2 separate regions of the Homo sapiens genome follow, and region 2 is linked to region 1. A link is a contact called in ENCODE Hi-C or POLR2A ChIA-PET data. All regions are on one chromosome and are shown on one strand. Each heading gives the region's core, a stretch centred on a gene start or an enhancer-like site at or near the end of the contact. The rest is flanking DNA. Distances are from core to core; before and after follow the strand shown.

What was found. A loop is a pair of places that touch in the nucleus more often than their neighbours do. ChIA-PET counts read pairs that join two places held with the same protein, here RNA polymerase II (POLR2A). Pooled maps may share reads with other maps.
Region 2: a map of Caco-2 shows a loop between it and region 1 (10-fold over the local background). The contact joins two enhancer-like sites. A Hi-C loop is called at or near these places in 3 of 168 maps with a recorded cell type or tissue (Caco-2, HCT116 and mammary epithelial cell), 10 of 37 single-sample maps with no recorded cell type and 14 of 50 pooled maps. POLR2A ChIA-PET finds 5 or more read pairs at or near these places in 10 of 52 experiments (BJ, IMR-90, OCI-LY7 and 5 more).

Annotation. Positions count from the first base shown.
Region 1 is chr12:108,662,302-108,666,633 of GRCh38, reverse strand. All of the region lies in intron 3 of CORO1C (coronin 1C), which reads left to right. Among named protein-coding and RNA genes, the nearest start is that of MIR4496, 29 kb to the right of the region's middle. RefSeq lists an enhancer at 1,862-1,931. Within about 2 kb of position 2,158, at least 24 of the 41 ENCODE cell types and tissues checked have a DNase peak (open chromatin) inside an H3K27ac peak, as active enhancers do.
Region 2 is chr12:108,766,325-108,770,656 of GRCh38, reverse strand. No RefSeq gene overlaps it. Among named protein-coding and RNA genes, the nearest start is that of CORO1C, 37 kb to the right of the region's middle. RefSeq lists an enhancer at 1-280 and a silencer at 1,838-1,907. Within about 2 kb of position 1,741, at least 3 of the 41 ENCODE cell types and tissues checked have a DNase peak (open chromatin) inside an H3K27ac peak, as active enhancers do.

The sequences.
Region 1 (4,332 bases), core at 909-3,408:
GTACCAAGTGGTGCTTCTGTTTGTTGTTGTCCCTGAGCTGCAGGAACATCAGTCCAAACCGAGCAGGCCATCACCCAGAGTAGCAGACAACCCTGAAGAGGGCAGAGAGCCACATAATGACAGGCCTGTGAGCATGGCCTTTGGGTGCCAGCCAGAGCATGTGTATGCTGAGTGTGGAAAGACCTACAGACCGCCCCCAACCCCCAAGCTCTTTCCACAGTCCACCGTAGAGAACACCACCCCCTCTTTACCAGTGGACACAAGAATTCTGTTGTCTTCTTATTTCATTTCAGAGACTTTTTCACTCACTTTCTTCTCGCATTGCAGTCCTTGTGCTTATAGTATTAGCTTTTTCACTCTGGTGCTTTTTCCCTAGCAGCTCCTGAGCCAGCTTCTTTATGGCATTGTTTAAATGCTGCATGCACTTTTTAGAAAATTGCTCTACACATCTGCGTGTTTTATTTTGAGACTGGATATTCAATTTCTCCTCATATTCTGCTCTACTTTCACCTAAGTCTTGTTCATCCTTAGAGGTCACCTCCTCAGGGAGCCCTCCTGGGTGGACCAAGCTTGGTTAGCAGGAAGCTAATTTCGTAGTAGTGCGGTCGGCTTATGCCAGCATAGCATTGGTTGCACTGTGCAATAATACCAACTAACACTCAGTGTCTGCCTTATGCCAGGCATTCTTCTAAATGTGTCAGTTTCATGTTACCATGTTAGTCTTCAAACCGCCTCACAGAAGGCAGGTTCAATATTAAGTCCTGGAAAGGTTAGGTGAATGTCCTCAAGGTCACACCACTATGTGACTGAATCAGGAATTCAGTCACATCAGTCTGGCCAGAGCCCATAATCTCAGCCCTGCTGTGTACTGTCTCTGCATTCTGGAGGCACTATGTGTGTGTCTGGCTCTGTGCTGAGGGTTAATTAATTCCTTAATTCTCTTAGCACACCTCGCAGGCATAGGTACTAATGTTTTCTCTATGCAGTGATGTTTGCCAGGATCATCACAGGTAGTGGCCCAGGCAGGATTTGAACCAGACTCTGCCTGACTCTGGTGCTCACTCTCTAACTGTCTGTATCACACCACTTGGATTTGTTGTCTTTGATTTTCAGTCTGATAGAAGTCTCTGCTTTCTGTTAGACCATCAACTTCTCAAGAGCAGGGCCTGTATTTAGTTACCCAGTACTAGATGGGTTACAATACAATTTATTGTAACTCAATAAATGTGTTACAAGAAAGAGTTAACCAAGGTAGTAAAATGGCTTAGGTGCTTGTCTTATGTGAATAAACCCAGCTGAGGGAACCGTTAAACCAGCTGGAGGTGAGGTAAAGAAGGAACACACAGAGTTTCCTTATTTTAAAAATTAATAAATGTTGCTTCATCATTAAAATTTTCTTTTAATCCAGGAAAAGATGATGGGGAGAAGCTAGAGAAAGGAAAAGGTTAAGTCCCCATTATGAGCTCTGCTTCTGCCCTCATATTTTAAGGTTGGAAATGCTGATTATAAACAAAGTCTCCCATCACTCCACGTCTCATTAGTGATTTGGAAAATGCACTAGCTGTGCTCAGAGTGAGACACAGAGGCGTTTTCAGTCCTTGCAAGGAAACCCAGCAGGCCATGGTTGGGGTGCCATCTGGAGATTGAAGGTGGTATTACCACTCTGTCAGTTCTAAGTGGGGTCACAGTGCATCTTGCAAAATGCTTTTCCTGTTGAGTCACTGAAGTCCCATTTCATAATTGTTTTTCTGTCGACTTCATGCTTTGATCAAATTAGTAGTCACTGTTTTCTGTTTGTTCTGTTCAAAATGTCAGTCCTGCTTTATATTCAGATAGTCAAGTTCAATGTGGAGTTGTTTCACTAATCATAAATTCTTGAATAAAAATAGTGCATGTCAGGATGAAAGCTAACATGCAGTAATGGAGGAGAGCAGATGCCCATGTTCTCCGCAGGGGAAAGAGGCCTGGGTCAAGGTCTCTTCCGCAGAGGGAGGGAGAGGGCAGGGTAGGTCTTCCTTTTCCTTCTATGCTTGTTCACACCTGCCTTGCTTAAAATTTGGCTCTGGGGAAATTAGGTGATGTTCTAAGCTTGGGCCCTCAAAATGCAGGTTTATTTTTGTTATGATTTGCATAAGGGGTTATATTTAGCCTGGGCAGAATTTAGCTGTAAAAATGAACAAATCACTCAACTCATGACTTTTTCCCACTCTTCAGAATGGCAAACTTTTTGTTCTCATTTTTTGCAGGACAGTAGAACTGAGCTGAACCCTAAACACTCATCCAGTCTAGATCTCTGCCTTCCACTAAGCAATTGAAAACAGACAATTGTTTGTCTCCTTCTTTAAAGTTCCCACAAAGGAAAATTCTTTTTCTCACGTGTTCTAGTGTTGAACATGATTTTTCATTGACAAGTTCTTAAATTTTTCATGAGCTAGTTCCTCAAAATCATTTTCTGATGGTAAATTTACTTGTTTTAATCTTCATGTAGAAGATAATGATTTTAAACTTTAGCTTTTTCATAAACTTAAATATTATTTAATATCTGGTCTTCGGTAGGGTTCTTGATGCTACTCAGCTTACCTGTAACTCAGCCCTTTTCTTAGAGGTTGTTTGTTTCTTAACCTTTTGAAACCTTTGTTGTTCATTGTTAAACATAAAGTCTTTCATTCCTTCCACTCATACTTTCCCTGTCCCTTTCTCCCCCTGTGCCCAGGCATGTCCCCAATTAAGATGTGGTGAGTCTTCTGCATGTCTTCACTAGTCAAGAGGATTTTCTTAAATAACAAGTTTTATTGAGATATAATTCACATAGAATTCACTCATTTAAAATGTACAATTCACTGAGTTTTAGAATATTCACAACCATCACCACAGACAATTATAGAAAATTTTCATCACCTCATATAGAAACCCAAATCCTTTAGCTATCACCCCTCCACCTGCCTCCCTCCACTCTCCCCAACACTAAGCAACCACTATTCTACTTTCTGTCTTTACGGATTTGCCTATTCTGGACATTTCACATACATGGAATCCTGCAATATGCGGTCTTCTATGTCTGGCTTCTTTCACTTTGCATAATGTTTTTAGAGTTTGCTCATGTTGTAGCATGTATCAGTACTTCATTCTTTTTTATGGCCAAATAATATTCCAGTGTATGAATATGTCGCATTTTGTTCAGCCATTTATCGATAGATGGATATTTGGGTTGTTTCCACCTTTGGGCTATTACAAATAATGCTTCTATGAACATTCTTGTACAAGTTTTTGCATAGACACATAGTTTCCATCCTCTTGGGTATATCCCTAGGAGTGGAATTACCGGATCATATGATAACTCTGTTTAATCATTTAAGGAACTGCCAGGCTGTTTTCCAAGGTCTGCCACCAAATGGTGGCTATACCATTTTACATTTTCACCAGCCATGTGTGCAGGCTCTGATTTTTTCACATGCTTGTGAACACTTGTTATCTGTCTTTTTGATTCTAGCCATCCTAATGGGCATGAAGAGAGAGCTTGTGGTTTTGATTTGCATTTCTGTAATTACTAATAATGCCAAACATCTTTTCATGTGCTTTTTCGCCATTTATATGTCTTCCTTGAAATGTCTATTTAGATGACTGGCCTATTTTTCAATTGGGTTATTTGTCCTTTGGTTGAATTCTAAGAGTTCTTTCTATATTCAGGCTATGGGTCTCTTATCAAATGTATGATTTGTAAGTTATTTTCTCCCATTCTGCAGGTTGTTTTTTCACTTTCTTCATAGTGTCCTTTGAAGCACAAAAGCTTTTAATTTTGATGAGGTCTAATTCATTTTTTTCTTTTGTAATATTTTCTATAATACATGTTATAAAAATATTAAGTGTATTTTTGTTTTCCAAGTGTAAAATTATAGAAAATATGTTTTAAAAACTATGTCATCCCATCAAGAACCACAGACTTAGCTAAGTGTCTTCATTCCCATTCCTTTTCTTGAGTGTTTCAATCATTTTGTAGTTTTCTTTCAATTTTTTGCATGCTTCTAACTGGAGAGTTTTGAACTTAACAAGGAATTTAGAATAAAATCCCAAATAATATTAAATAAAAGCTGAGAGGAAATGTTTTGTAGTCCTTGTTGGTATCCTGATCTCCGATAACATATTACATTTTAAAAACAGCCGATACTTGGGAGTCTGAGGCAGGAGAATTGCTTCAACCTGGGAGATGGAGGTTGCAGTGAGCCGAGATCGCGCCACTGCACTCCAGTTTGGGTAACAGTGTGAGACTCCGTCTCAAAAACGAAAAACAAAAAACAAAAAAACAAACAAAAAAAAAACCGCCTAACACGGTCA
Region 2 (4,332 bases), core at 492-2,991, 100 kb before region 1:
TAGTAGGGGCACAGATTGCTGAAGGAACTGAGTCTCCATTTCTGTGGCTATTGGGTGCAGACCCGGAGAGCCAGGGCAGGTTTCCAGAATGCCCTCCCCCAACAGGCCGACTCTCCCGTGTTTGTCCATCTCATCTCCCAGCTAGCTGGAGGCAGAGCAGCAGCCCAGCCCTGGCCTTCTGTGCCCAGCCTGGTGGGGGCCAGCGGCAGCTGCTCCTCCAGGGGAGCGCCTCCTGATGGAGGCTGGAAGGAAGGGAGGGCTGGGGAGGTGGAAGCCCCTCCAAAGTTAGCCCAAGGCCCCCAGGGGAACATGCCCAGCCCTGGCCTTCTGTGCCCAGCCTGGTGGGGGCCAGCGGCAGCTGCTCCTCCAGGGGAGCGCCTCCCGATGGAGGTTGGAAGGAAGGGAGGGCTGGGGAGGTGGAAGCCCCTCCAAAGTTAGCCCAAGGCCCCCAGGGGAACATGCTACTCAGAAAGGAGAGCTGGGGTTCAAGTCTACCAACCCTACTTATAGCTGTATGACCGTAGACGCCTCGCTCCACCTCTTTGAGCCTTGCTTCCTGTACCGTGGGGCTGGTGGCCTCATAAGGTTGTTAGGAAGCAGGTGAAGCATGAAGCATACAGTAAGTGCTCCATAAATGTACCGGTCATTGCTGCCCCTCTGACTTGTTGCAGTATAGCACCTGTCTTCTACAGATGGGGAAACTGAGGCCCAGAGAGAGGCAGTTACTTGTCCAAGGTCACAGAGCCTGTCTCTTGCTGGTTCCAGCTTCGGCCTTAGCCATTCTCCCTGCTCAACCCAAAGCTCAGCAGGGATGGGCTCCTGGGTGGACCAGGCAGGGGGTTCCCTTGGGCTGAGGGGGCAGGAAGGTAGGGGTGGAGGAAGGGTTCAACAAAAACAGCCCCAGCTGGGGGCTGTGGCTCACGCCTGTAATCCCAGCACTTTGGGAGGCCGAGGCAGGCGGATCACTTGAGGTCAGGAGTTTGAGACCAGCCTGGCCAACATGGTGAAACCCCCTCTCTACTAGAAATCCAAAAAATGTCCGGGCATGCAGCACACCTATAATTCCAGCTACTCAGGAAGCTGAGGCAGGAGAATCACTTGAACTTGGGAGGCAGAGACTGCAGTGAGCCGAGATCACGCCGCTGCACAGCTCCACTGCACTCCAACCTGGGTGACAGAGTGAGACCCTGTTTCAAAACAAAACAAAACAAAACCAGAAACAGCCCCTTTGCTGCAGGCCTCCGGGATGCCAAACACTTTGGTTGTTTTCTTATTAATCCTGAAAACACTATTAAAATGGTATTATTCTTAGCATTCCCATTTTACAGATGAGAAAACTGAGGTTCAGAGAGTTGCCTAAGCACACAATGGGAAGAGGGAGGCTCTTGACCCCAGCCCCAGATCTGTCTGTTGAATGAAGGAAGAGATAGTGTCCCATTCAGGGGTGCACAGCGAGCTCTGTGGTTTGGTGAGTTCAGTCTGTCTCCCCGACCCCCAGATGACAGGTGAGAGGAGGACACAATGCCAGCAGCTCTTGGGCTTGGGATGTCATAGAAACTTCCAAAGAAAGGGGAAGAGAAAGCCCAGTCACCCTCGCCCCACCCCCACAGGTCGCAGAAGCGGCTCAGGGATGGCAAATGGGCGTGGAGGTGGCCTCCGCAGCCCCAGGGGGCAGGGCAGGGACGCTCTGTGCCAGATGGGGGTGCCAGGCGCTGCCTCCAGCGACCACGCCCACAAGGTGCTCTGCTGCCTGCCGGACCTCTGCGCAAGTGCCTTCGGGCCGATGCAGACGCCCACTGCGCCACTTCCCCCGGGCTCCGGGGACCCCCTCCATCCGCCCGGCCTAGCCCTGGAGGCGCGACGCCCCGTCGTGTACCGTCTGGAGGAGGTGGCGCGCTGCCTGCACCTCCTGGAGCTCTCCAGCTCCGAGGGTCCCCGCTGCAGGCCCGGAGTGTCTGCCGGCCTCCAGGTGCACAGGCTCCAGAGCGCCCCGCAGGGGACTCCGGGAGGCGCCTCTGCCTCCGATTCCCCTAGAGGGGACCGGCCAGTCCCAAGGTCCAACAGGAAGAAGGCAGAAAACCCCATCCGAAAAGGTGAGCGCCTTTCGGGGGCTTTCTTCCCTCCATTGGACCCACAGATTCTAGGCACAGTTATCCCGGGGGGCATCCGTGGGTCTGCATTCTCAGTATTGCTGTCCACTTGCCCTGTGGTTTCTGACAAACTCCTGGCCCTCTCTGACCCTCAGTTTCTTTATCTCTGCCACCAGAGATAAAGAGATTGGACTTTGGTTTTTCACTCTTAAAACTGAAGACAAGACCTCATTTCTGTGGGAGGAGGGCTCCACCTGTGGGATTATAAGGACAGCATCTGGGCCATACAAATCTTTTCCCTTTCCCTAAAAAAACTAGCTACGGAGCTACTTCTAGGGTTACAATATCTAACTCTTACAAGAATCCTCCCCGGGAAATGCTGTTACTCCATTTTATTGAAATGAAAACTGAGGCCGGGCACGATGGCTCACGCCTGTAATCCCAGCACTTTGGGAGGCCGAGGTGGGCGGATCACTTGAGGTTGGGAGTTTGTGATCAGCCTGGCCAACATGGTAAAACCCCGTCTCTACTAAAAATACAAACATTAGCCAGGCGTGGTGGAAGGCACCTGTAATTCCAGCTACTCTGCAGGCTGAGGCAGGAGAATCGCGTGAACCCAGGAGGTGGAAGTTGCAGTGAGCCGAGATCGTGCCATTGCACTCCAGCCTGGGAGACAGAACAAGACTCTTGTCTCAAAAACAACAACAACAACAACAAAAAACTGAGCTTATAGTGAGTGGGTTCAAGTTGCAGAAATGGGATTTGAACCTCCACCCTCCTTCCAGGCCTGTCTGACTTTAAAGCCCCGTGCTTTTTTCTGCTAATAATGCAGATCGTCTCCATGAAAGCCACACAGGCTGGATTCTCAGCAGGAATGGCCAGGGGTCCTACCTCTTGTCGGTGCCACCCATCAGCTCTCTGAGGCCACTGCCCTGAAGGATCTTCGGCGATCCCTGGGGAACACCTCTCAGCTGATGTGGACAGGGCATCACTGGTATAGCCTCATGCCATGACCCAAAGCTTCCAAATGGAACGGAGGAGGGCCCCCATCACAGAAGTCCAACAGGGACCCCTGGATTGGGCGTGAAAGAGTGAGAAGAAATGGGGGTTGTGTGGGGAATTGGGTGTGGGAGTGTTCCTACCAGACTAAAGAACTGATGGGCGAGGCCAGGTGCGGTGGCTCATGCCTGTAATCCCAGCACTTTGGGAGGCAGAGGTGGGCGGATCACAAGGTCAAGAGATGGAGACCATCCTGGCCACAATGTGAAACCCATCTCTACTAAAAATAGGAAAAAAAAAAATTAGCTGGGCGTGGTGGTGCAAGCCTGTAGTCCTAGCTACTTGGGAGGCTGAGGCAGGAGAATCACTTGGACCCGGGAGGCAGAGGTTGCAGTGAGCCGAGATCACACCACTGCACTCTAGCCTGGTGACAGAGCAAGACTCCATCTCAAAAAAAAAAAAAAAAAAAAGAAGAACTGGTGGGCCAGGTGTGGTGGCTCACCTCACACCTGTATCCCAGCACTTTGGGAGGCCGAGGCAGGCGGATCACTTGAGGTTCAGGAGTTCGAGACCAGCCTGGCCAACATGGGGAAACCCCATCTCTACTAAAAGTACAAAAATTAGCCAGGCGTGGTGGCAGGTGTCTGTAATCCCAGCTACTCGTGAGGCTGAGGCATGAGAATTGCTTGAACCCAGGAGGTGGAGGTTGCAGTGAGCTGAGATCGCGCCACTGCACTCTAGCCTGGGAGACAGAGTGAGACTCAGTCTCAAAAAACAAAAAAAGAACTGGTGCAAAGGCCCGGAGGTAGAGGTGAGCGCCCTGGCTTCCACAAACTCTAAGCAACCAGTGTCACAGGTGGAGAGCCAGCTGGGGCAGTGGGCGGGACGCAGACCATGCCAGGCCTTGTAGGTCATTGGACTTGACCCTGAGGGCTCTGGGGAGCCAAGGAGGGGCTGCAAACTGCAAAGGATGTGGTCAGCTTTTCCCTCTAGAGCTGCACTGTCCCATGTGGCAGCCGCTAGTTAAATAAATTTAAATAAAACTAAAATAATTTAAATAAATTAAATATTAAAACAGTTAATTAAATAAATTAATTTAAATAAAACTAAATGAGAAATTCTGTTCCCTTGTCACACGTGCCCTGTTTTAAGTGCTCAATGGCTACTTGTGGCTACCCTATTGGACAGCACAGATAGAGAACATTTCCAGCATTGCAGAAAGTTCTGTAGACAGCACAGTGCT